Regions from separate parts of the Mus musculus genome. Here region 1 is linked to region 2. Evidence: chromatin loops called from intact Hi-C (ENCODE). Cell type or tissue: left cerebral cortex. All regions are shown on one strand. Each heading gives the region's core, and the rest is flanking DNA. Links, peaks and the distances in the headings are about the cores only.

What was found. Hi-C counts contacts between places; a loop is a spot of excess contacts. Peaks named below come from ENCODE experiments on the same cell type or tissue, not always from the same donor. Only the 100,000 strongest peaks of a DNase experiment are listed, where the experiment ranks them.
Region 1: a loop joins it to region 2, with 8 times the contacts of the local background. A loop is called at or near these places in 1 of 42 quality-filtered maps.

What each region holds. Positions count from the first base shown.
Region 1 is chr15:36,412,813-36,423,856 of GRCm38, reverse strand. No RefSeq gene overlaps it. Among named protein-coding and RNA genes, the nearest start is that of Gm34316, 38 kb to the left of the region's middle. In left cerebral cortex, for the core only: no CTCF peak of the experiment used is centred there; a DNase peak (open chromatin) is centred at 6,243; H3K27ac peaks cover 947 bases.
Region 2 is chr15:36,324,697-36,335,740 of GRCm38, reverse strand. It overlaps Gm38600 (a long non-coding RNA gene), which reads right to left. Exons shown (of 5, transcript XR_875144.3): 3 at 9,149-9,256; 4 at 5,494-5,579. It overlaps Gm33826 (a long non-coding RNA gene), which reads left to right and starts at 4,835. Exons shown (of 3, transcript XR_875139.2): 1 at 4,835-5,724; 2 at 8,601-8,877. In left cerebral cortex, for the core only: no CTCF peak of the experiment used is centred there; DNase peaks (open chromatin) are centred at 4,485 and 5,288; H3K27ac peaks cover 798 bases.

The DNA.
Region 1 (11,044 bases), core at 3,719-8,718, 87 kb before region 2:
GAAGAAAAAAAGATGAGACAAGGTAGATACAGGCCACCTCAGCTAAAAAGTAAAATAGTACCCAGCTCTAACTTCACTGGTCCATACCAATAATGGGGTATGGGGCCGGAAAGATAGACCCCCAGAAGTCAATAGCCAGAGCAAGTCTATGCTCTGGAGATCAGAGAGGGAAGGTACTCATGACCCTTCAGTGGTCAGCTAGACATTTACATCATAATCACACTTGAGATGGAGTGGAAAGTCACATGATAGCCTAGCTGAGGCTGGGGAATAGCATATAGGTGTTGGGCTGGACTTAGACCAACACTCTCCTACAGAGCAGATTCTACAAGTCAAGCCCGGTCCCCAGGCATCTGTGACCAGCTGAGTCTTGGCATAAGTACATCGACTGGGGTCTCTTCAATGGCACTGAAATCTTATCTAAAGTTGAACCAGGTCTCTAAGATCTGGTCTTTGATAACAAGGGCATCCTTCCTGGGGCTTTAGCAAAGATCAGCTATGTTTGGTCATGTGACTTATTGAGCGAGCATCTGTTGACTGGCTGGGCCGTATAGTTCAGGCGAGGAGTATAGAATCTCAGTGTCTAAGTCTGCAGACTTAGACATTTACAGAGAGAATTTGAATAAATGTGGCAGTTAGAACAAAGAAGGGGCCAAGAAGGTAGAAGGGTTCTGAGCAAGAGAGAAGCCATGAGTCTGTTCTCTGGGTCATGTTTCAAATTTCAAGTTTTTATGGGCTTTTTTCCCCCCAATTGACATTAATTATGGATTGTGTGGCTCTTGGGTACTTGCTAATGTTCTTAGCTTTGGAACGGCATTTCCTGCTTCCTCTCCATCCTTGGCTGTTTATTTAGTCAGCTGGCTTTCATGTCTGAGTGTAGGCTCAGTGATCCAGCTGAAGGACTGCGGTCTAAAATATCCCAAACAAGGCTCAAATAAAGACAAGACTGACTTGTGTTTTCCAGGAGTGGATGAAGACAGCATTCATCCTTGCGGACTAACCTGGCCTCTCTTTAGGAAAATGCCATTTGAGCTCCATCTGAGCTGCATATTTTCTGAAGAGCCACAATCTCCTGATTGTGTGATGCTGTTTATGGAAAATGGCTTGTACTTCCCCTTTGGAATGTTCCTCAGAGAGAAGCTGAAAAAGTTCTTGTGGTTCCCAGATGAAGAGACAGAATGGCCACAGAGGGCATGAAACGTTGCCACTCTGACTTCTGGCTTCCAGACAAGCCCCATTTCGTGGACCCTCTTTCCCCACTCAGTGGACAGGTGTGATGTTATCAATGCCCCCCCCCCCATATTAGACTCACACCGGCCAGCAGAAGACAATTGAGGGGCATTTCCACTTGACATCAGGGTTGGGGCCTTCATTGCTTAAACAATCCCATTTAGAAGTGTCTCCAAAGCCACACTTGACTTTTACATCTCTTGTGTACCTTCCATCCAGTGCTCCATTTGCCTCCTCTTCACCACCTTCCACCTTCCCGTATTTCTTGGGTTAGCATCCTAGCTCCCCTGGTTGACTCCCTGAGGCTTCCCTGCCCATGAAAACTCTTCAACTAACCTGTCTCCCTGTCTGAAAAGTCAAAGCAGGCCTGAGTACTCTAAATTGAGGCCAGGAATGGTCTTAGGAGCACAAACTCCAAGTGTGTGTTTTAGCCCAGATGTGGACCAACTGGGTGAGACTGGCATCAGCTACTTCAGCATTTCAGTGGGACACAGCTAAGGCTAGGGTGACAGGACATTGTAGGTCAGGATGAAGGGGCAAGTGGAAGGCTGAAATGCCATGAAAGGGAGACTCTGCTCCAGGATAGGCTCCTGCACCTGAGGTGGACTGCTTGCTATGACATAACACCACGTAGTAGGATCCCACATTAGAGCAATAAGGAAGAGTACTTGGGCAAGCAGCCTTGCTGTAGGACAGCGAGTCTCACAGAAGCTTATTCAGTCTCACGAGACCCAGCTCATTCCCAAGAGACCGAACCTCATCTCTCAAGAAAGGCATGAATGTATACACAGAGGTAAATCCCTCATGCCTCAGATGCCTCCTAAAGGCCTCGCCTCCTGACACTGCAGTACAGGGAAATGAAGACTCAATGTGAGTTTTGCTGGGGACAACCCCTATCCCACCGTAGCGGGAAGTTGCCCACTATCAGCTAACACTCACATAGTACCAGACCATGGCGGGATCCGTTCTGAGCACACTCAGATGCTAACTTACTCCAGCCTCACTCTGACAGTTTTTTAACTTGCTTGCCCAAACTCTCAAAGCTGGCAGTGGCTCAGCTGGAGTTTGAACGCTGGCAGTCTGGCACCACCATCTCATAGGGTTGGTATGAGACAATCTTTGTAGAGATCCTAGCTCAGAGTCAATGCTCTAAAATAAGATATTGAAAAACAAGAGACTTGGTGCGGAAGGTAGACAGAAAAGGGGTCAACAAGAGAGGTTCACAGAGTGGCACGTGTTCAAAGCTGGACAGAGACAAGAAGAAACTGCACGGACAAACTGGGTGGGTATCCAGGGTTTAAACAGCACCAGATCTCGGCTTCCCTGTCTTCCCTCCACAAAGCTATTGTTGGTCTTGTGTGTCTGATTTAGGTAGTCCTCTCTTAGAACATGGCCCATACTGTACAGAGCAAGACATCATCCTCTTCATACTGCATTGTCGTTATGTTTGCTTTGTCCCCACTCCCTGCCCATATCAAAGGTAATGCCAGGCTCTTCTAGTTCTGTCCCCAGGGCCTGGCACCCAACCCAAGTTACAGCAATACATTGTAGTAGCTGCATTTATGTAAATGAATGTTACAGCTGGACAGTAACATCCCTGCCTGGGATGTAAGCATTTCTACACCTGCAGCTCTGAGTCCTAGTGGAAGCATGCCCAACCTTCATTCACACTCCAGATATGCGTAGATCATGGTGCAGACCTGCAGGGGTCTGTGAGGATGACAACAGTTAGACCACCCCAGGGCCTGAGGAACTGCTATGGAAGTCTCACCTCCAGCTCCGTCTCCTTGGCCACCTGCAGCCTAGACCTTGGCAGTCGCCTTCTGTAGCCCACAAGGAAACCACCCATGTGGAGCAGGCTTTCCTCCTGCTAAGACCTCTAGATCTCAAAAGTAAGTTTCCATGAGGTCTAGAACAGAGCCCCACAAAAAGCCCCTTTTCAGGTAACAGCTTTTCTTCCCCAGATGCATCCAAGGCAGGTTCCTGAGGTCACCCAGCCCCAACTCCAATGGAGCCATCCCTAAGACACTTCTCTCTTCAGTTCCTGATCAGAGATGCTCACACAGGGAGGCCCAGGGAACCTCCAGGGGGGATTCCAAGCCCACAGGACAGCCTGCCATCTGGACCTGACTCCTCCAGCAGTTGCTTAAGAATGTTGGCACTCAGACTGGGGTGGGGGTAGGGTGGGGTTCATCATAAAAACCCCTATATTTGTTTGAGTTTCTATCCCTAACACTGTCATCCTGGCCAAACCCCAGGAGTCAGAAATTAGCTTGGTTGTGTAAGCTGGAAGCAGGCAGACCAAAGTATAAAATGTTCTAGCCACAAGTAGAAGATCAATATGTGAAATGGCTGGCCAGCCCAAGGTCATCTTGTCTTCTAAGTCGAAGGTCCGTCAGGCAAGCTGCTTTTGTGAAGCAAAGACAGAGGCAGCTCGGTCGAGAGCAGGGCTCTGGGCACCATGTGGCACTGGGAAAACGCTGTGCTCTTGGCTTGTATCTCTCACCTGCATTCCGCATACCTTTCCTGTGTGCAAGCGAGAGCAAGAAACCCAGCCAATGCTATCTTTGTGCCAGAAAGTCAGATAACTCCTGGTGACAGAAAGTAAGGGAATTTCTGCTAATCCATTCTCTGGAAAGGGCAGTACCCAGAACATTCCAGGTACCCTGCAGATCTCCAGCAATAGTAGAAACTCTCCACGAATGGAATTGTTTGTGCGAGATAGAAGAGGCAGTGAGCCAGAGGTTGGCCCAGCTGTCTGTGCATGCTAAGTTTGCTGAACGTGTCCCGTTTTCCCAATGCTTTGATTCATCAGGCCCGCCCGCCCATGGCTCCCTTGAGTGGGCAGCTGCCTCCTAAGCCGTGACCTAAGGGACAAGGTACAGGATGGTACTCAGAAGATTTGGGAAGCCCAGCCTACTTTCCCAGGACCTCAGCAAGACACCGAGCAGAGTAAAGGGAGGCTTCAACAGTGCTGGCTCAAACTCTCAGGGTTGTGCGAGGTTGAAACCAAGAGGCAGAGCGTGTTAGTTGGTGGCTAGTAGGCCAGCACTTCTCAGCTTTGACCCCCTCTCTCCACTGTGTTGCTGGGACACGGGTATGCACCAGCCTTCTTGCTAGCTGGTCCCTGTTAAATGCTGGCAGTCACAGGAAGGAGGAAATCCCCCGGGATGTCAAACTCCTGGAAGCAGCAACTCACTTGAAAATGTCAAGATTAGGAGTAAGTGCCATCCCTTCTTACCTTCATTTTTTTTTCCTTTTTTCAATTTTTATTAGGTATTTTCTTCATTTACATTTCAAATGCTATCCCAAAAAATTTACAGCACAAATCTCACGTTACACTCCACTCACATAGAGACCCAGAGATAGAAACCCGACAGGCAGCTCAAGGAGAGGTGCGCTGAGAACCGCAGTTCCAGAGCTGTCCTTGGCTCAAATGCTCTGGTTTCTTGTCTCTGCCTAAATGAGCACCCTTGCCTAGAGGCTCTGTGTGAAGGTGGGGACTGGAACTCCAGTGCAGACATCAGTCATTCGGGTAAAAATCTTTGGAGCTGGATCTCCCTCTTGATTTTCATAAAACATGAGTTCTATTAAGTTCCAATTTCACCCCATCTCTTAAATGATTTTAGGTTTACCTTTTCAGTAGGGAGTGGTCATAGTAAGGAATGGAATCCACCTTCAGGTGGAGAGAAGCCATTGTCTTTTGCAGTAAAAGTTAATCCAGTTGGACAGGTCAATTACCTTTACTGCCACCCAGGAAGATGGGCCCATCTTAAACCATGCTAAAGAGTTGGTAGGAATAACTGTTCTTTCAATAAGATAATATACTTCTCTTTCCCAGAATCCCCTCTGCTCCCGAAGTATCTACAAGCTGCTGTGCAATTCTGTTGGGTCTGCCCACCTTTCTGTCCCTATTCCTTTTTCTTTTCCATCTGTTTTTCAGTTGCCAGTCAGAGTCCACGTGTGTTTTATTTTTTGGTACTTTTAGTTTCTCTAAGGTTCCCCTCTGTGCCATAGGCCTTCTTGTTTGCTGTGTGGCTGACCTCCATGCCACTTAACTCAAACTTATGACTTTTTTCCATCTTTTCTTCATTTTCCTCCTCCAAGTAGCTGTCAAGATTTATAACATCCCTGCCCTGAGATTTTGCTTTTAAATTAACCCAATTGTCCTTAAGCCTCCACTTATAGCCCACATTTAAAATTCTTTTAATCATGAGACTAAGAACTTCAAGAGAGGACCCCATTTCCCTGGTAATAGAACCTCTATGATGGTTGTTCAGTGATTTCAGTCTTTGTGTTCCCTCCAATGACAACAGATACAGAATTTTATTCTAGAAGGAAAAGTCAGGGCGTCATGTTGGCAGCAGAAATGTCAGAGGAAGTGAGAGGAAGGGGAGGGCTCGTTCCTTGTCTCCAGGACTGATGTGCCTGGACTGAATGAAGAAAAGAAAAAAGTGACTCCTGTCTGTGGCTTCCAGAGCTTGCCTGTCCCTCAGCCCAGCCAGGGACAGTTGAAATGAGGGAAAGTTACACAAAGGGTGACTGAGTAGCCAGGAAGAATGGCCTTGTAGACAACAGTGACAGTGTAAATTGCCGAGAAGAAAAGGTCCCTAGGAGTGGTCTGTCAGTTGCAATTTGTGTGGCAACTGTCACCCCCATACCCGCTTCAGTGAAATCATGACCCTGTCTGGCGTTAGGAAGAGAAAGTCTATAGACTTTAATGTTTAATGTGTTTAGTGTTTAATGATTTTGTTCCTGTGACACTAAATGAACAAGCATGTTTACCTCTGCCTGGAGGAAAGCACAAATATTCTAGCTGTGATATTTAAATATAAACTCCCTCTGATTGACGGCTGCCTCTCTTACTCAGTGCTCTAACTGGTACTGACAGGACAGGCTCTAAGTCCTTAGCCTGTTGATATTAGCTCTGGGGCATGTTAGCTATGCCACCCACCACATGATCTTTTCGTCTGTATTCCATCTAAGGCTCCACTCCTGCTCGCCAAACCCCACAGATGGCAGCTTAGGGACAGAGAACAGAACATGCAGCTTAGAGTTATTTTTTTTCCTCATGCAAGAAATTGGTAGAAACAGACCAAAGGCAGTAGCCTACAGGAACATTCCTTATCTTACAGTGTTTAACATGCAATTTAGAAATAAACTCTTTCTGTCCCTTACACTCTCTTTTTAAGGACTGCTGTAGTAGAATACCACAGACTAGGTGGCTTAAACACCAACAATTTATATTTTATATTTCCAGAGCTTGGAAGTCCACATTCAGTTTATCAGAACCTTGATGCCCTTCTCCTAATCTTGAGGTTAGACACAGCTCTCCGAGTGTCTTCCTGCGGTTTTCCTTCATACGTGTCTATATCCCAATCTTGTTTAATAGGGATGCCAGCTACAGGAAATGAGGATCTAGCCCTAAACACCCCATGTTACCATGACCACCCCCGAAAGTTGTTATCTCCAAATACGGTCACATTCTGAGTTATGTGAGTTTTAAACATCAGAAGATGGAGGAGCCCACATCTTAGCGGTTTAGCAGGGGACGGTGATGATGACTGTCTGATGGGTTTCATACCACGTGGGCTTCGTGAGCATTTGACTTTGGACTGAACACTCAACTTGAACTTAAGTCCTAAACCTAACCCCACATGACGGTCACCGTCCTTTTTTCACCCTATGAACTAGTAACAAAGGCTTTGGGGGTTAAGTGACTTGCTTAAGGTTGCACAACTATGGAGGAGAAGGTTGGAAATACAAACCATGACACAATTTGAATTCAGGTCTGTCCAACTCCAAAGAGACCCAGGCACTGGAAACTCCTGTAGCCGTTTTCCTTCCTAGAAAATGTTGTTCCAACTCTCAGCATATGGACAGAGGAGAATGAGGGGAATATGTCTGGAGAAGAAAGGCTGCCTTAGCTACTCAGGTTCCAAAGGAAGAACGTGAAATGTGTCGTTCCTCGGATAGGCCTATTTTTACAATTATAAAGCAATCTTCAGATGAGGCTAAAGGAGAAGAGAAGCAATGAATAATTAAACTTTGTTACCGATGTTCTTGGCACTGTGTTAGCGAGCCAACAATGACTCTCCATTTTGGAGAAAACCCCAGCTTTCAAGAACACATTTTGTGCTAAGAAATTTGAGCTTTACACAAAGACAGGACTGTGAGCTAGACTGCGTTAGTAATAATCATCTATCTTGCCCCTTCTCTGTTGAGTACACAGTCACATAATTTCTTCTTACTGATAGATTGGACCTGTCACTAGAGTATTTGGCCTATTTACTTCGTTTTCAGTAGATATTTCCTAATTCCTGTTTATTCAAAACGGTGTATCCATTACCCCAGCCCCCTTCTGCACACCCCTCCTATGCTAGGAATCAAATTCAGGCCTTGCACATACCAGACAAGTGTTCCACTACTGAGCTACATAGCTACCTTTGAGGCAGCGTCTAGTTTGTAGTGTAGGCTGGCTTGGAACTCGTGGTTTTCCTGCCTCTGCCCCTCGAGGAGGGAGTTGTAGGTGTGCAGCATACAGCATGCAGCACTGTAGTTAGCACCTCTAGTGTCTGCCTGGTCTTTCTTCTAGGCTACTCCACTTACCTCAGCCAGGTAATCTCAACAGGAAGCAGAATAAGCAACCACAATTTGAAATGATTCCTAAGCTAGACATTTAAAAAGTTCCAGATGAACATAGACTCCTGCCTTCTCCACAACAGAAGACTGTAGTTTGAATTAATTAGTTAATATTAGCCATAATTCTGAAGTTAGCAGCAATGAAAATGTCACTATTATCATAAAAAGATGTACTTCCAGCTTCTCCTTTAAACAGTTTCATCAAAGTCATAATGAAACTTGACAGCATGCCAGCTGTGGGTGTTTACTTTGTGCCTTTAAAGATGCGATCGATATATTAAGAACAATCATCTAGGCTTTTTTTGTTTGTTTGTTTTTGTTTTTTTTTTTATTATGGTTAAAACCTCAAACTGTCATAAACTAATGTTAACTGGGAACTTTTAAATTAACCACAAAGAGTGGCTGATAGTCATACAGAAAATACACACCATTTTAAACACAAGCCTTCAATCTAATCTCAACATAAATCCACTTAACACCAAGTTTCTGAACCCATAATTCATATAGTTAACAAAAGCATTTGATGCAAGGATTTGATGACCAAGATCAGCAATGACTCTATTGAAACCTAATTGCAATAAATGAAAATCAACAAAGTAAGTCCAAGGAAAGATAGTTCCTCCATAATAAAAATCAATAGTGCATAAATAATGCAAAGCAGGGCCAGTGCCAACAGCAAATTTCCCATAATGATATCAGGCTCACAATTTTAACCACAAAATAGCATCTTGTACCGCTTCTACTGGTAGATGAGGCATCCTGCCGCTGAGATTGGCTTTTAGGAGTGCCCTGCGGTGTACTGTGTGCCTCCTTGGCACCCTCTGACTTGCAGAAGCCCTTCCTCAATCACACTCCCATCTCCAGACTCTCTCCCAGTGTCAGTTTCTCCTTCTGCATGCTGCGATTCCCTCATACCCGTTATATTTTCCTCATATTTGGGTTATCCTAGCTCCTTGTGGACACAATGAGCTTTAGGGAAGCCAGTAGCAGATATTTTGTTAGCTTTTCTAGCTGTATAATTTAGCGTTATAATAATTTCATACATATTTGCCTAATAAATGAGCAATGATACATTCACATGTCATGGGGAGCCGTGTGGTGGTGCCCAATCCTTCCACTCTGTTGTTAAAGGCTGCATCTCTATGTGTATGTGTGATTTCTCTCCTTGGTAACAAAACAAAATATATTTCCAAAATGCATTATACACAGCTACTTTATGGAATATAGCCTTGTAATGGTTAATAGTGCTTGTTAACTTGACTAAAATAAATTGAAGAGACAAAGGCTCTGCGCATGACTTCAAGAGATCATCTATATGAAATTAATTGAGGTGGAAAAACCTATCCTAAATGTGCATGGCACCATTTCCTGGACTGAAGAGATGGCTTAGAAGCTGAGCAGACCTGGCTTCAGTTCTCAGCACCCACATGGTGGCTCAAAAAACTCTGTAACTCCAGTTTCAGGGGATCTGATGCCTTCTTCTGATCTCCATGGGAACCAGACGCACACAACACATATAATTCATGTAAGCACTCATACACATAACATAAAATACATTCTATTTCATTTTAAAGAAAGCAAGCAAATGTTTCTCTGTCTGTCTGTCTGTCCTCTCTCTCTCTCTCTCTCTCTCTCTGCTTTCTGACTGTGACTATGGTGTGGCCAACTCCCATGGCCTTGCTTCCCAGTCCATGACGGACTGAGAGCCCAAGTAAACCTTTTCTCCCTTAAGTTGCCTTTGTCAGGGTGTTAACCACAACGACAGGAAAGAAAATTAATGCAAGTGTGGATTAAAGCAAGACACAAGCTAAGTTAGCTGCTTTCCATCATCTAGGGTACTGAACTCTAGTGTCTAAAGAAAGCAAATCAGCAAATGTTCTTTGTAATTTTTAAAGATGATTTGGGGACGCACTTGCTGAACTATTTATATTGTATCTGACCATGTGACTCAGAGTGTAGGAACAAAGTGAAAGAGTAAGAAAGACTGTCATCTGGAAATTCTTCACAATGCAACTCTCTCTGTTTCCAGAGCTGTGCCCAGCCAAGCAAGCTTGATGGCAGAGCCATGACTGCCTCCGGTCAGCTATGCCGCCTTTGGTTAGCTCTGCTGCAGTGTGGCATAGAGCAGTGCCCAGCCAAGCAAGCTTGATAGCAGAGCCATGACTGCCTCCGGTCAGCTATGCCACCTTTGGTTAGCTATGTTCCAGCCCAGGTGGATGACCCTGCGACTCTAAGACAACAAGGGCTGCAAATACACTTTCAGTCAGCTCAGAAATTCTTTCATTTCCATCCTTGGAGAGTACACAGTGCTTTCTTGCTGGTGAATTTTCTATTTGAAGTAAAAGGAGATGTACTTGCAAGATGGGAGACCACAGGCTATCTGACCTTCCGCTCTTAATGTTCAGAAAACAGGATGCTTGTTCTGTGCTTGAGTGCTTGTTGTTTTTCTTTTGTATCCAGGTGAGGAATCCTGAATGCATGGTCAGCTACGACTCATGCCTTTTCTCTGCCAGAATCCTAAAGGGTAGATCTTAGATGTTGGACTCCTAGGGACTGAGTTGTCAAGTTGTCTGCATTCCCAAAAGCTGTTTTGAATAATTCTCCAAGAAGCCAGAAAGTTTATGTGCACATACCTCCACACAGATACACATGCACACATAAAATCAAAAATAAAATAAATCTTAAAAAAAAAGTTTAAGTGTGGAATGATGTCAGCAATATGGTGGGGTAGCTAGCTCCAAATAAGATAATGTGCAGGCAAGATACACACACACACACACACACACACACACACACACACACACACTCACACGCACAGAGCTGAAAAATTTAGAATTCTGATAGTTAAAGGTTTAAGGCAACCCTGTGAACACTGAATCAAATCAAGGCAACTTGAAAACGGGAAAGCCCTGTGACAGGTTTACTTGTCTCTGTCCCACCCCTCTCAGCTTGGTAACAATCTTGACGCAGAAACAGCATGTGTTTCTAGGGTAGGACTCTGGTCCTTGGTTCTGAGGTAGCAAAGCAGACCACACTCCCACATTATATCACATGTGTCCAAAAGGTTACCCAAAAGCCTGATGTAAGATGATGGCTTTAATTTTCCTAAGACCTTAATACAAAGAAGCAGAGGGCATTGTCCAAAAAACACATAGGAGGAATTGACAACCCG
Region 2 (11,044 bases), core at 2,782-7,781:
TTGTCTGGGTCTGTAGCTTGGCTGGCAGTTAGGCCAGACTACATTTGACTTTGAGATCAAAGTAGCAATCCTCCCCTAGTGTTATAAACAAGTCTACTTGTGTTAGTTTCCCACCATTTGTGTGAGGTACACTAATCACATTTCTGGTATTGTGATGAATGTCTGTGACAGATCAACTTATGAAGAGTAGCCATTTATTTGGGTACACAGTTTGGAAGGCTTCTGCCAATTGATTCCAGTCGTTTGTAAACTACACTAGACTCTGAGAGAGAGAGAGAGAGAGAGAGAGAGAGAGAGAGAGAGAGAGAGAGAGAGAGAGAGAGAGAGAGGAGATTCTTGTGCTGTTTTGAAAAAAGTGAAATTAGGATCTGGGGCATGTGAACCATGAAGTAATAAGTATGCCCTATTGCTTCACTGGAGTTGTGCTATCCAGCTAGCTTGCATTTCTAGGTGGTAAAGGTCACCACCAGGAATGAAAACATGTTAGGACGGGGTATACCAGATGTCCTAAGAAAATCTAGACAGTGGGTGGGAAGAAAGCTATAACAATACAATACAAGTCTTTAAAAGTTATATTTGCTTTGTTTTGCTCTGGCCTTATTTTCATGCTGTTCCAAGCTTTGCTGCCTAGCATCCACCTAGAAGGAATGTCTGTCGTTCTTCCAACTTACCATGTCTCTAGTCAACCTCCACACTGTGCCACTATGGTGAGCCTTCCTCATGATCACCCAGCTTTGAGATATTTTGTTATACTTTAAAGTATTCTCTCCGAGTTTGAACTATACTACAGAGATAGCTGTGAACTTAGCCTAAGGTGATGCAACACTAGGCAGTGGCTGGAGCCATAGAGCAGCACCAGGAAAGACGTCCAAGGAAGAACTGATGGGAATCTGTGTTCATTTCTTGAGCCAAATGCTATGCTGCTTTCTGTGCAGCAATCATGTCATTTATCTCTCCCAGAAACAAGGTCGCCTTGCTAGCAAGTGCTGGTACTAAAACTCATCCCCAGGCAGCCTGCCCTGCCACACTGATGTACTGCAAGCCTGTGTGATTTGGAAGGCCGTTCCTCAATGTCATGTGCAGTACAATTAGACACGATTGAATCATTCCCTCCTGAATCACTCGTGAATATTGCAATCTGGGGGGAGGAGTCCCCCAAGACCACAGAGATTGTGTGACATGAAATCAACTTCTTTTAAAAGGAAGTCCTGAGGAGCAAATGCTTCGGTCAGGCTGCTCCTCTCTGGTGAACATCCTGGCAGGAAACTTCCAAGACTGCCTGCGGTAAGCACAAGAGACTTAGGAAGGAATTGGTTGCCCTTGACTCTCATTGGGTTTCCTGTTTTGCCTTCCAACATTTGCACAGATTACAAAATATTTTTAGGAACAAAATTTTTGTTGTTGATGTTGCTTTTTCTCTTGCATGAGGTAAGATCTATGTTGGCAAGTGATCAGTTATGGGAATGACTGAGCTACCTGAAGCCAAACAATACTCTTCCCTTTTGAAGCCTGCTCTTTGCCTGTTCTCTATTCACTTCTAATCCCCACCCCTCCCTTCTTGCTCCCACTCTGCCTATTCTTGAAATGCTTTATCAGTCTTATTTGCATATATACCTGACTCTTGACCAGACTGACAGCTTCCTGTTTATCGAGGTGTTTCCATGGCTCTCAACCCACAGCAGCCACTCACAGGAGCTAATGGAATGAATGAAAACAGATTGGCAATTAACTGCTGGAAGTCTGTCAGCACTGAGAGAGAACCTACCTGAGGAGCTGGGCTCATCCTGTCTCAGAGCTGCTGTTGCTGCTGAGCAGGTCCACAAGTCCTTACTCTTAAGCAGATTAGGGGCTCAGGGAGCTATGTGATTCATCTAAGGTGACACAGGTTGTAACGAGCCATGAACCAAGCTCAAATAACCCTTTCCTCAAAATTGGCAGATAAAGAAAACCAGCAGCTTGGAGGGTTTTCCGATCCTCATGACTTCTGGTGACTTTAAAAGCTTTCTTCTGTGTGGTATGGTAGAGTGAAGTTGTGGAGACACTAGTCACTTTACTTCTTTGTGATCTTTCCTAGAGAAAGCAGCATGGTGGAGAAGGAAGGTGGCTGGATATCTTCCAGGGCAGAGTTCAAGTCCTGGTTCCTGACACCATCGCCAACATCCCTCTATTTGTCCTAGAGGGGCAATCACTCTCATAGCCTTTGAAGGAGAAAGTAAATCACACACACCCAGTGGAGCGGCAGGCATCCTGTTTGGTCAAGGTAGTCAAAGGGCAGGTGTTTGAACAGCAGGATGCCTGTGAGCTCTGCTGGCTCAGAGCCCTGGGATACCTTTTCTTCCTGCTTTATCCAGGTCCCAAACCTCACACACAGTCTCTCTCAAAGCTCCTGATCCTCAGCCTGGAGAGCGACTTCTCACCTACCCAGATGAGTTTTGTTTTGTTTTGTGACAGGGAGTCACTATGTATCTCTGACTGTCCTGGGATTCATTATGTAGATCAGGCTGGCCTTGAATTCACAGAGATCTACCTACCTCAGCCTCCCAAGTGTTGGGATTAAAAGCATGCTCCACTATACCCAGCCCATAAATCAAATTTAATTGAACCAAAGCCAGGCTCATTCATTGACATGTTATTGACATGTTATTGACAGCTGCTTCTCCAAGACAAAGGCAACAGTACCTGCAGTAAAGATTATGTGAACTGGGCCTGAGCAGATGGATCAACAGTTAAGAACACTTGCTGCTCTTCCGGAGGACCTGAACTCTGTCCCCAGCCACCCATGTCAGCAGCTCACTGCCACTTGTAATTCAAGTCCAAGAGATTGGATACCTTCTTTTCACCTCTTTGGGTGAATACATACATGCCAGACCCATACATGTACACACACACACACACACACACACACACACACACACACACACACACACAATGCACACACACATGCACATAAATAAATAAAAACAAAAAATTTTTAAATAATAAACGGTCATATGGACTGAAAAGTCTAAGACAGTTCCTATCTGACCAAAAACAAACAAACAAACAAACAAACAAACAAACAAATTGTGAGCCCCACTGTGAGAAAATAAGACTCCTCTTCACACATGCCCAACAAAGCCCCGCCTCTTTCCTGTCTTCATCCAATCGGCAAGTACAGCATCAGGTCAGGAAACTCTTGGGTTAGCCAAGCACAAATGTTCTGAGGAGTTTGGGGTTTCACACCATTCTCTGCACTTCCATTTTAATAGGCAAAACCATGCCTGGGCCCAGCAGAAGAGAAGGAAAAAGGAAGACAGAATGAGACAAAGGAAAAGAAAAGAAAAAAGAAAAGAAAAGGAAAGAAAAGAAAAGAAAAGGAGGAGAGTATCATTTCTTTTAAAGTAAAAAGAAATGAAAGGGGTGTTGGTAGATTGCTGCTCTTTGATTCTAAATCAAAACAAAAGCAAAAACCTAGACTAAACACATTAAATGTTTCTTTACTCTGACCTCCCAGAAGTTTTTGCTGTCCCATGCTAACACTAACCACCCAAGAGTCAATACAGAACTCACTTTCAAATGTACATGACAAGGAAGTTCCTCCATGGCAAGTCGCTGCTTGGGACTAGCTTCCCCCACAAGTTACTTAAAACAAAACCAACTAACAAACGGAAAACTCATTATTTAGGGACAGCAGCACATGCACGTTGAGATCCAAGAACGCCTTCTCATAGTAAATTTTCTCCTTCCATCTCAAGGGGTCAGGGATTGTGAGCTCAGGTTGGCTAGAAGTGCCTTTACTGACTGAGCCGTCTCGTCAGCCTCTACCCTCCACTTAGATTCTTTTGGAAACCAGTGGCTTATGCAACCTTTAAGCAGGGGTGAGGGTGTTGGGAGGATGGGAACTGAACATGGGGGTGGGGGGACAACTAGAATAGCTGCTGAAGGAATGACCTGATAGAACAAAGTCAAAACAAGCACAATAAAAAACAATTGAATTATCCATTATCACGTCTTAACTGGTTGCTTCAAGGATCTTAAAAGCAAGAAATGCCACCAGCCCAATAGCTGGGAAGTCTCATTAGCTGCCAGAGGCTTTGAAGAAGTGTCCAGTGGGCTGTGCCCTGAGACAACTGGATGAGGAGACTAGTAGCACTAGGCTCACTTGGTGCCTTCCGCTCTCCAACAAAAGACATTTGTATCTCAAGCTCTTAAAAACTTACACAAATTTGGGGGCGGGCAGTGAATATGCAGCTGAGATGGGTTAATGCAGAGATGAATAAGTCCTTCTCATTCCTAGGAACAAAGACACCCTAGTGGCTCTCAAATGGCTGGAATATTGAGAAGCTGTATATGAAAAATTGTACATTTTATTCCTTTAGACATGCAACTTTCTCAAGACTGAATTTCATTTTAATTTAATCATTTCAGCATCTGTATCTCTTCAGCTGAGATTAAAATAGCAGGCTGCAACGAGGCCAAGCTTTCTGGCAAATCTGTTCTAAAATGTAGTAGAAGAGATCAGACTCAAATCTCCACAACAAAGCTTTGTTAAAGGGCATGCCCATAGCACTTTTATCAACCACTGATCACTTCTGGCACAGGAAGATAGATGTCCCTTTGGGTGTTTAAAATAGCAGAAAAAAATGGTCAGTGCAGAAACAGAAGGCCTGAGAAAATAGAGTACGGAATCGGCACATAGAAAAGGCACAGGCAGGACTCACAGACCCACCCTTGACAACTCAGTAGACTCAGTAGTCTGGGGCTCAGCTTTCTCGGCTAAGAATGGAGACATTCTCGCCGTCTTTTGTTGTTGCTTGCCTTGTTTTAGTGAGATGTATGTATGCACACTATGTAGCATTGATTCAGAGAGGGTGAATAGACAGTGCTTCCCATAGCACCTTCTTCAGAAGGTGATGGAACTGTGTAGGTTCAGAGCTGTTGGGTTAAACAAAGTTAACTACTTCCTAGGCTTTTGAAAATAGCTCATGTGCATAATGAACATACACAAATAGTGAAAGTTCAAGAAGTAAAGAGAAGCATGAAATGAAAAGACTTTTCCCCTATCTTTGGTTTATTACCACCACCACCACCCAGCCCCATTCTTTAGCGGTTTGGGAACTGGTTTCTCACACTTTGGTCCCCAGCTGTTGCACACATCTAAGTATTTTGGCTCATCACGATAGAGCAGCCACAGGCAAGTGCCCGACATGAGCGGCAGCGTGCTTCACACATGCCTGCACCTTGCTCCATGCAGATCTTGGGAAAATACCAGTTATTTAGGTTAGTGGTTCTCAGCTGGGGGTGAGTAGAGACATTTTTGGTTGTTTTAATGGAGCGTGGTAGTGAGGGTGTTACTGGCAGATGGTGCCTAGGATTCAGAGATGCTGCTGAAATCCTATGTCGTGCAGGCAGCTTCCAAAAGGAGTGTCTAACCTGACTTGTCAGATATTTAGCAGCCTTTAAACAGATAGGGAGACCCTTACCTTGGTCAGCAGTAACATTGATGGAACTTACATTTGCTGGCCACTATCATCACCAAATGTGTTCGTCGGGATTCCTTTCCTTCTACGTGAATGAAACCAGAGCAGCTCAAACCATGGCTGAAAATGAACAAAAACCGTATTAAATCTGGGAACGTCTTTGGTCTGAGCCACTTGCCATAGTCCCGGGCTCAGAAGTGCTAGAGAAGAGCTGTCTCATCACCTACTCCTGAGTCACAGTGATGCTATGACCTGTAACCATGAGGTGAGCTTAAAGCCGGTAGTGATGAACCTGAGGGACACAGCTTATACACTCTTGTGACAGGTGAATATACAGAGTAGTTCAATAACCTGGGCGCAACCTGACATGTTTATAAAACCATTTTAGGATATGTGTCTTTTGGTGATGAGATTATACTGATCTTATAGAAATTGATCTATGAAAACCTTTCAGGACCACATGAGAATATATGTTCTAAAATATCGGTCACATGCCTGTCAATCTATCCATTTTTGAGGCAAGGTCTGACTTTGTCTAGGGCTGTCTGGCCCCAGCTGGCCTCATGGGGCCCTCTTGCTTCTGCCTCTCCAGTGCTGGGGTGATAGGCATGAAACACATACCATTTTGCCAAAAGATGGTGTTGGACTCTCTGGAGTAGGGGTTATAGGTAGTTGTGAGTTACTGGACATGGATGTTGGAAACTGAACTGTGGTCCTTTGCAAGAGCAGAAAGTATTCCCAAGTTCTAAGCCATCTCTCCAGTACCCTAGATTTGTATTTTTATTTTTAATAATGCAACAAGAAAAAAGTATAATTTACAGAATAGTTTAACTTTATTTATATCAATATCTTGAAAAAGTGTGTTTTCAGTTTGTACAGTTGTGATGGATAAACTGTAACTTAATATATAAAAAATTATAATGAGGGAGATGTGAGAGTAAATATGATTTAAATAACTTGTTTATAAAGCACTTGGGAGCCAGAGGGCAGTAGGTATTGAGTTTAAGGCTAGCCTGGCCTACATATGTAAGAACCAAAGTTAACCTGTAAGCCCCTCTTGCCCAAGGACAGATAACATTCAGGAATGCTAGGGGCTGTGGTTCTTGGGAAATAACAAGCAGCATGTTTCCATCCCTCTAAACAAGTTTGGTTGCACTGAAAGTGCTTGGTTGGATGTGGGTGAGAGGTACAAAGGCAGGAAATACATCAGGATTGATTGGACCTGATGGAGAATACAGTGGTCTTGTGGTTTTGCCTTTTTAAGCCTCTGTAAAATGTGATGTGTGGTCATTTCCTGGGAACCCCAGAATGGATCTGGCCAGATTCCATCATCCTGGCCAGTATTTAATTAAAGCTTGCTTCACATTTGGCTCAAAATTATGGAACTTGTTTTCTTGAGATTCTCAGGTTTCAAGGCTAGTAAGACCCTAATGCAAATAAACAAAAAAGAAACAAAATAAAACCACTATTAAAAATATATGATGGGAATCAGTGGGATGAAAGAGTTAAGAGTCAGTTTAAAAAAGATGCGCTGAAGGTTTACTAGACATTTCACTAGACTAGATATAGAAACGGTAAAAAATAAAAATAAAAAATATGCATAATCTTTAGTTCCTAAAGAAATTCTAATCGAAGCCCTGGGGTGACAACCCTTCTCACCCACCAGGGTCACAGGAAGAACATGAACAGCAGCAAGCATTGATTCAATGTGGTGAACTGGATGGAACCTGGTTTCATTTTGGTTAAGAATGTAAATCAGAAGCTGGGCGTGGTGGCGCACGCCTTTAATCCCAGAACTCCGGAGGCAGAGGCAGGTGGATTTCTGAGTTTGAGGCCAGCCTGGTCTACAAAGTGAGTTCCAGGACAGCCAGGGCTATACAGAGAAACCCAGTCTCGGGGGGGGGGGGGGGGATGTGAATCAGAGCAGGCTTGGCCACTGGGTCAGGAGGTTAAGTATCTTTGGCAGAAAAGGAATTTATTTTAAAATTAGATATTGATGGTTGTTGAAGAATTTGTGAATATGCTAACAAGTGACTTTCACAACACGTGACTTATACAACCTATCAGTAAACAGGTTATTCCTAAGAGACTAGAAACTGCCCATAATAGCTCTACCACAAGGTCGTTAAGAAAAACCCAAACCTCTTGTTTACACTTGGTGAATGCTTATTATGGACTACATTTTTTTGAATTATTGTATTCTCTATAGCTCATTTGATCTTTCAATAATGCTGTATAATAAGTACTCTTAGCTCCAGTTTGCCTTACACTTGGTGAATGCTTATTATGGACTACATTTTTTTGAATTATTGTATTCTCTATAGCTCATTTGATCTTTCAATAATGCTGTATAATAAGTACTCTTAGCTCCAGTTTGCCTGTATTCACAAGATAGTCCAGGGCCGAAATGGAATCTGAGCTTAGATCAGACCCCAGATCCCACCTCATTTAAATATTCACTAGACCACTCTACTTCCACAGGTAGATGGAGTCACCACTAGAACCCAAATGTGTGAAAACTCAGGGCAGAACTCAACACTTTAGACAAAGAACTACAGTACAAAAGGAACTTGATAAATTCCACTCTAAATATACATCTGCATACTTTAGCACAACTAAAACAATGTACTCAAAAAGATGGAATGGGGGTGTCTCAGCTGGTGAAATGCTTGCCTTGCTGGATTCCCCCACATACATAAAAATCCAGGCTTGGTAGTGCACACTTGTAACCTTTGCGCTGGGGAAGAAGAGACAAGGGATCCTTAGGGTTCAAGTCTAACCTCACTGGTGAACTCCAGGCCAGTGGGAGACCATATCTCAAAGGAAGTGAAGAGTGTTCTTGAGGGTGACGCCGGAAGTTGTTCTACAGCCTCCACATGTGTATACACATGCACCCTCCCTCTAAAAACATGGACCTAAGAACATACATGCCCACACACAAAGACACATTTTAAAAAGAGTGGAAGAGTGTATAACTAATGCCTAGATTTCTAGAATATGAGTGGTACCCCAACTGCCTTAGTTTCCACTGAGCCCTCCCTGGAGGTATCCCAACTCACCGACAGAAACCTCTTCTTGAGGCTCCAAGCCCTTCAGTCAATACAACATGAGATTTGACCCAAACTGCTTTAAATGCTCCAGGGATGCCAGAGACTCCTCACTGCTTCCAGACTTGTGACTAGATCTATGTAAGGAGGCATCGGGCACAGTTGCTGGACTCCCGGTGAAAGGGACCCTTCCTGGTGCTGCCTAACCTCTCCCACAGCCCTCAAGGTGGACTGTATTGTGGCCTGGGTTCACACTTCCCATGTGAAACCTGCAGATGCCCCACTCCCCAGACACCCCTGCTGGACAGTACAGAAGATGGACAATCTGCTCAAGCTCAAGATCACTCGACCTTGATCATGACCGCCTGGTGGTACCTTTGGATTCTAGTTCCTTCCCCCATCCTATGTGCCTGTCCACCAAGCCTGTTACAGCACTCACTGTCTCCCTTCTGTTGGGGTTAGGGGAGTCCAGGGCAGCCACTGAGAGCTCCACTTTGGTCTTACAAGGAAAAAAGTATGACAGTCTGAGGGCAGCCATTGATTTAGATATAGAGAGAATAGAAACTTCCATCAGTCACCTTCAAGAATCATTGACTTCATTATCAGAAGTAGTACTACAGAATAGGAGGGGATTAGACTTACCTTTTCCTCCAGCAAGGAGGGCTATGTGCTATCTTAGCTGAGGAGTGTTGCTTTTATATAAACCGTTCTCGGGATGTTAAAGATTCAATGGCCAAGGTGAGAGAAGGGCTAGCCAATCGAAAGAGTGAAAGAGAACAGAGTCAGGGCTGGTTGAGTCTTGGTTTAACTCCTCCCCTTATTTAACCATCCACCTCGTTAGGACCCCTAGTTGAACTCCTGCTATTGTTGACCTTTGGACCCTGCATATTGAACAAGCTTAGGGCCTTCATGAAAGAGAGGACAGGAACAGTAGAGCTGATGGCCCTGGGTCAACATGAGACCCTGAGGACAGAACCTGAAGAATATGAGTTGGTTACCAGAGACTCCTAAGCATAGCTCCAGGATTGGAGCTTGTACAAGAAAGGGGGGGAAATGAAGGGCCCTAGGGGTTTTTGCCAGACTTACACTCACCCACCTAGGGTCAAGGCTAAGCAAAGTTCCATTCTCCAACCACAGGAACATTCTTGAGTAAAAAAATTCTCAGAATATAATAACTGATAGATACCTGACCCTCTGAAAAAGTCCCAGGTAGAGTTCAAATATGTGTCATGCTTGCTAGCCAATAGACTTAAAAGTCAATATGCTTAGCCAATAAGTTTGAACTGTAACCTTGCTGATGTAGCCTATGCCCCTAAAAAGTATAAAAACTGTTTGTAATAGCCATTCGGGGTCACCTTCTCATCACTTGCCTAGAGGGACTGATTGAAGGTTGACCCCTACGCCCCGGAAAATAAACCTCTTGTTTTTGCATCGATCTGCGTCTCCTGCCCGAGGGTCAGGTCTTACAAGCAATCTGTCTCTGGTAACCAATTGTCACTCAGTCAGCTGTTGTGAACCTCCTAAGGCTGAGGTTGCCAGGACACCTGCTCTAGCTACTCTTCAGTAAGAGAGAATGAACTCTCTCTGTTGCATGCTTCCAGGCCACATGAATCCAACTGAACTTTGATTCACACCGTCCGTCCGCCATCCTCCTTTCGAAGAGACACAGAGTAGTTGTCTCTCAGAAGTAATCATTGTCCTATCCAACTTTGGCCCAAAGAAGAAGCATCCCCTAAAGTGCAGTGCTTTTAATGCCATGCAGTAACTGTAGGGTTAATGAGTTAAAGCTCTAGATGCAGTGGACAAGAAGACAAGATTAGAGCCACCGATGGACCAGCCTGACTGTATCTTAAGATTAAAAACCATCTTGTTACAAGTTCAAAGCAAGTTCGTTCCTGTTTTCTGTAATACTTGGATTTAACCAGGTCTGCCAAATAATTTGGAGAAGTTCAACCGAGTTCTTACATAACCAAAATCCCTCTGGAAATTCCCTGACCCTTGAGAACCCCTAGTCATGAAGTCTCTGCGCTATAAGCCTTACTGCCTCCTATATCCAATGCTATTTTCTCACACCTCACTTTGGGGAGATAGCCCTGTCTGACAGAAAATTTGATCAAATAATTTAGATAAATTTGCCCCTGTTTGGTGGGATTAACACCTTGATCTCATGACATCTCAGGCAAGTTACAAGTTGAAAGTGAGAAGGCTAGGCTGACTCCATGACAGGCTTCAAATTGGCAGTTCAGGAGACTAAGGCCTGAATCTCTGTTTCCAAAATCTGAACAAGTCCAGGCAAGCCCTTGTAAGTCACTTACTGAAAAACAAAACAAAACAAAAAAAAAACCCCAGGCTTCAGGCAACTAGCCCTGCCATCAGAAGCTGCCTCGCCACCTGGCCTGAGGCAAGAGTCAGCAACAGTTTCCAGACCCTCATGCCCCAGTAATGCTTCTAGAATGTCCCTAGAGAGAAAGCCAACAGATTAAGATAAAAGTCACCTACCCCAGAATTCCCCTAATGGGCTTTATATCAAGCCTGGGA